Linked DNA regions of Homo sapiens: region 2 is linked to region 1. Evidence: read pairs that join two places in POLR2A ChIA-PET (ENCODE). Cell type or tissue: A673. All regions are shown on one strand. Each heading gives the region's core, and the rest is flanking DNA. Links, peaks and the distances in the headings are about the cores only.

Evidence for each region. Peaks named below come from ENCODE experiments on the same cell type or tissue, not always from the same donor. Only the 100,000 strongest peaks of a DNase experiment are listed, where the experiment ranks them.
Region 2: POLR2A ChIA-PET joins it to region 1 with 5 read pairs; 3 of 35 experiments call an interaction of 5 or more read pairs at or near these places.

Annotation. Positions count from the first base shown.
Region 1 is chr11:110,455,790-110,458,717 of GRCh38, forward strand. FDX1 (ferredoxin 1) reads left to right here. Exons shown (of 4, transcript NM_004109.5): 3 at 1,129-1,258. Among named protein-coding and RNA genes, the nearest start is that of FDX1, 27 kb to the left of the region's middle. In A673, for the core only: no CTCF peak of the experiment used is centred there; no DNase peak of the experiment used is centred there; H3K27ac peaks cover 454 bases.
Region 2 is chr11:110,396,723-110,399,650 of GRCh38, forward strand. The region is part of intron 3 of LINC02732 (long intergenic non-protein coding RNA 2732); the gene reads left to right. Among named protein-coding and RNA genes, the nearest start is that of FDX1, 32 kb to the right of the region's middle. In A673, for the core only: no CTCF peak of the experiment used is centred there; DNase peaks (open chromatin) are centred at 1,082 and 1,389; H3K27ac peaks cover 2,219 bases.

The DNA of each region.
Region 1 (2,928 bases), core at 193-2,692:
AGAAGGATTAAACTCCATGGGATAGCGTTGGACCAGTAGGTGCTAGTTACAGAGTGGCAGACTTTAGCTTGGTAGAAGCCAGCCGAATGCAAAATTGGCTGACTTATGTGGTGTCGGTTTCTTTGTCAGGAGATTTTCAAGTGAAGGCTGAGTAATACCAGGAAAGGGATGTTACAGAGCAGATTCGTCCTGGTTTAGTTGGACAAGGTGGTGTTTTAGTTCTCTCATCACAGTGTCTGGCGTACGATATGTATTCAGTAAACCACTGTTAAATTAATGACTTAAAAAATGGAACAGGATAAATATTCTGATTATTTAAGACCATAGTGACTTATTTTAAAATGACTTGATTCTGTCCAAATTACAAGGAGAGATTGAGAGGGAAGAACATTTAACTTAATTTAGCTATAGGTTTGATTGCTTTCTAGTTCCTCTTATATACCATAACTTTCATCGCTATTATGTCAGTAATTACTATGTAAGTTTAAAATTGCACAAATTTTTATATGTATGCATGTCTCAGCTTATTAACTTGTAAGCTCTCTATTAGGACTATATTTTCATAGGTATTCCTTCACAGCACCAAGCCAGAACCTTTGTGAAATAATATAACGTGAGGGATTTCAAACTCATGCGTGTGTGTGCATGCGTGTGCATGTGGCAGGAGATGGAGGCTTGTTGCCCCTGTTCTGTTCATTTTCACCTTTCATTTATGTATTCTTTTTTTTTTTTTTTTTTTTTTTGAGACAGAGTCTTACTCTGTCACCCCGGCTAGAGTGTAACCTCAGCTCACTGTAACCTCCGCCTCCCGGGTTCAAGTATTTCTTCTGCCTCAGCTTCCCTAGTAGCTGGGACTACAAGTGTGTGCCACCATGCCTGGCTAATTTTTGTCTTAATTTTAGTAAAGACGGGATTTCACTATATTGGCCATGCTGGTCACGAACTCTGACCTCAAGTGATCTGCCTGCTTTGGCCTCCTAAAGTGCTGGGATTACAGGTGTGAGCCACTGTGCCCGGCCTCACTTATGTATTCTAATGCTGATTCTAACATTTAGAAGCCTTTACTGAACCAGGTATGAATCGTCTGATGTAGAAGGGACTATGTTCAGTGTTTGTTGCTTTTGTCAGGTGCATGTGAGGGAACCCTGGCTTGTTCAACCTGTCACCTCATCTTTGAAGATCACATATATGAGAAGTTAGATGCAATCACTGATGAGGAGAATGACATGCTCGATCTGGCATATGGACTAACAGACAGGTAAGATTTTTGGACTGCTTCAATTGTAATAATAATCTGGGAACATAGATGTTGTATTATGTTGTCTATGTAAGACCAGACCCATAAATGTAATAGTGTTCTACCAGGTTAAATAACAGTCACAGATTTTGAGTATCAGATATGTGGCATTTCTCTTTGTTTTCACTGTTCTACAGTTTAGACCTTATGAAATTTTACAAAAGTAAAAAAAATTAATTGGAAGTATAAGTTCTAGATCCTAACACCTCTTCTTTAGTCTCTTTTTACTCCAGGAACTAATATGTATCACAACTGAATGGAGGGGTTAAATCTAATGCTTTTATATTTGATAATTGAACACAATTATAATGGAAAGTTTCACCTATTAGAACAGAATTTTTAAAGAAACTTAATATATAATAGTAATTATGTTAAAATGAATAGCTCTTTTTCTAAGTGTACCTTAAAGTAATCAGAGCTTATTCTTGTTATTAATTAATAGTTACTCTTAAAAGTGGTGAGATTTACAGTAGCAAGTGACATCAAGTGATATCTTATTTTTTAAAAAAATTATCTAGTCTTTTGATTGGAGTCAATGAAGGTAGCTAGCTGATATACTATTTCAAGGGGTAAGATAATGAGGGCATATTACTTAATTAAGGTTGGCTTTGTTTAACTCTAGTTTGGTGACCTTAATGACAAATAATTTTTTAAAAATTAAAGATAGTAATAATAGTTTTATTTCATGTGTATTATATAGCTACAATTTTGTTATACACTTTTAATATAAACTACCTCATTTAATCCTCACAAACATTTTCAGGTCATTTGTATTTATTTAGAGAAGAAGAATCATTTTGTTCCTTTTATAGTTCATTTCCCTCTTGGTGGATGTGAGACTGATAACCCTGGGAAGAGAAACTGGTGAAATAGTATCTCTTTGGACACCAAAGCAGAGTGGATTGTGGCTACTGTCTGCCTGTCCTCTCACATCTTCAGTGCCGTGTTCTCTATGAGCACCTCCTTTCTTCCCCTTAACACAGAAACTAAATCCAATGACTGTATTAGTTTGGTTCTGAGAATTGTGTCTCTTAATAAGAGAGTTAAATCATAGCTAACTGCTTGCTCTTTTATACAGTTACAATTTGTAGATGCCTGTAATAGATAATATTCTAATTGAAAAGAAAGGGAAAAGGGAGAGCTACAGTTAGATACAAAAGGTCTATAATAAATGTAAGCTAGCAAGAGTATTGATGATAAAATTTCCAAGTTTTACAGCTACACAATAGAGAGCAAGGAATAGCTTTTATGGTGTTTTATAGCTGGTATTCTTAAGTACACAGCATTTTAGTAGAAATACTTTGTGGGAAAGAGTATAATGGGTTTCACAGGTAGCATTTACAAAACACATTGACATATTTGGAATGGAAAGAATTTTGCTCAAAGCTAGTAACCACATGTAAACTTATTTTTAGGGTATCAGAAAGTTTCAGAAAAAGAAATAAGGAAATTCAGCCTTTTAGTTCATATACTTACTTTAAATACTATGTAAATGTTTTTAATTTTTAAGCAAAAACACCATCGTTTCTTTTTTTTTTTGAGGCAGAGTCTTGCTTTGTCACCCTTGCTGGAGTGCAGTGACATGATCTTGGCTCACTGCAACCTCTGCCTCCCGGGTTCAAGCAATTATC
Region 2 (2,928 bases), core at 156-2,655, 59 kb before region 1:
GTCTCAGCAAGTGGCGTCCATTTGTGGGGGCTCAAATCCAGGTCGAAGGGTCACCGGAGCAATGGTTGGAAGGGAAAACTAGCTGGAGGACACCCGAGTACTCTTAAAGCAATCCCCATGGTAAGAAGGGGAGCTCGGAAGCATCAGGGTAACAATGGAACAGGTGTGGGGTCTGGTTCATTTCCCCTTGGAACTTTTCACACTGATAATGAGGAGGAACAAGAGTATAGTGAAGTAACAGAAGAGGTTACAGAGCATGTTTATTAACCATATAAAGCTAAAGTGGCAAAGGAAGGAGAGATTCATCCCTACCCTTCTGCACCCCCTCATTATTATTTTGAAGAAAAAGACCCTCCAGATCTTTCTTTTCCAGAGGACACCGGGCAAAAAGTAGTTGTCCCAGTGACTGTTCAAGCAGCACCTTGAGTGACCGCTCTTAGTTCTATTCAGGCAGGAATTCAGCAAGCTAGATGAGAGGGTGATTTAGAGGCTTGGCAGTTCCCTGTTAGACTACAACTCCCAGATCAACGGGGAAGTATTATAGCTACATTTGAGCATTTTCCTTTTAAATTACTCAAAGAATTTAAACAAGCTATAAATCAGTATGGACCAGGTTCTCCTTTTGTAATGGGACCGTTAAAGAATGTTGCTGTTTCCAGTTGGATGATTCCTACTGACTGGGATGCTGTTACTCAAGCTTGTCTAACTCCTGGTCAGTTCTTACAATTTAAAACTTGGTGGGCAGATGAAGCTTCCATTCAGGCTGCTTGCAATGCCCAGGCCCAACATCAAATTAATGTAACTGTAGACCAACTTTTGGGGGTTGGCGGCTGGGCTGGTTTAGATGCGCAACTGGTCATGCAGGATGATGCCATAGAACAGCTTAGAGGAGTGTGCATTAGAGCTTGGGAAAAAATCACTATAGGTGGAGAACATTACCCTTCCTTTAGTGCTATAAAACGGACCAAGAGAACCATATGTTGATTTTATAGCTCAGTTACAGGAGTCTCTTAAAAAGATGATTGCAGATTCGGCTGCTCAGGTTATAGTGTTGCAGTTATTAGCTTTTGACAATGCTAATGCCGATTGCCAGGCTGCTCTGCAACCTGTCAGAGGGAAAGCACATTTAGTTGATTACATCAAGGCCTGTGATGGTATCAGAGGTAATCTGCATAAAGCTACTTTGTTGGCACAGGAAATGGCAGGACTGAGAGTGGATAAAGGAAATACTCCATTTCCTGGAGCTTGTTTTAACTATGGGAAGCATGGTCATACTAAAAAAGAATGTAGAAAAAAATCAGTGAGTCAGGCAGCCAGATGGGGAAAAAGGAAAACTGCTGATCCTGAAATATGTCCAAAATGTAAAAAAGGGAAATATTGGGCTAATCAGTGTCACTCTAAGTTTGACAAAGATGGGACCCTGATTTCGGGAAATGCCATGAGGGGTCCGTCCTGGGCCCTGTTCTAAACCGGGGCATTTCCGGCTCAGGCCATTCCCTTACCCCTGTACAATGTCTGTCCCCTGCCACAGCCGGTAGTGCCACAGTAGATTTATGCTGCACAAAAGCTGTGAGCCTTCTACCTGGGGAACCCCTGCAAAAGGTCCCAACAGGAGTCTGTGGACACTTGCCAGCGGGGACAATAGGATTACTTTTAGGAAGGTCTAGTTTAGGTTTAAAAGGGGTACAAATACATACAGGAGTCATTGATTCAGATTACAATGGGGAAATTCAAATTATTATATCTACTTCTGTTCCCTGGAAAGCAGAGCCAGGAGAGTGCATAGCACAGCTCCTGATTGTGCCATATATGAGAATGGGAAAAAATGAAACTAAATGAACAGGAGGATTTGGAAGCACAAATAAACAAGGCAAAGCAGCTTATTGGGTAAATCAAATTACTGATAAATGTCCTACCTGTGAAATAACTATTCAAGGAAAGAAATTTAAAGGTTTGACAGATACAGGAGCAGACATGTCAATCATTTCTCTACAGCACTGGCCGTCCGCGTGGCCAATTCAACCTGCTCAATTTAACATATTTGGAGTTGATAAAGCTGCTGAAGTATATTAAAGTAGTTATATTTTGCATTGTGAAGGGCCCAATGGACAATCTGGGACTATTCAACCAATTATAACTTCTGTACCTATAAATTTTGGGGGAATAAATTTATTACAACAATGGGGAGCACAAGTTCTAATTCCAGAACAATTATATAGCCCTCAAAGTCAACATATGATGCATGAAATGGGGCATGTCCCTGGTATGGGACTAGAAAAAAATTTGCAAGTTTTGAAAAAACCACTTCAAATGGAAAGACCAAGTTCCTGCCAAAGATTAGGAAATAATTTTTGATGGCAGCCATTGTTAAGCCTCCAGAACCTATACTTTTAAAATGGTTAGCCAATAAGCCAATTTGGTTAGAACAATGGCCGCTAAGTAAAGAGAAACTGGAGGCTTTAGAGACATTTGTTAATGAACAATTAGAAAATGGGCACATAATTCCAACATTTTCTCCTTGGAATTCTCCAGTTTTCATAATTAAGAAAAAATCAGGTAAATGGAGAATGCTAACTGACTTAAGAGCCATCAATTCAGTTATACAACCTATGGGAGCATTACAGCCAGGATTGCCTTCTTCTGGTATAATTCCAAAAAATTGGTCTTTAATAGTCATAGATTTAAAAGACTGTTTCTTTACTATCCCTTTAGCTGAGCAAGACTGTGAATGGTTTACATTTACAATTCCTGCAGTAAACAACCTGCAGCCTGCTAAGCATTTTCATCGTTTCACAGATGTGTCTAGTAATGGTAAAGCTTCTTATTCTGGATCAAAAGGTAAAGTTTTCCAGACGCCCGATACTTCAGCTCAAAAAGCAGAGCTTGTGGTGGTAATTAAGATATTGACTGCTTTTGATATGCCTATTA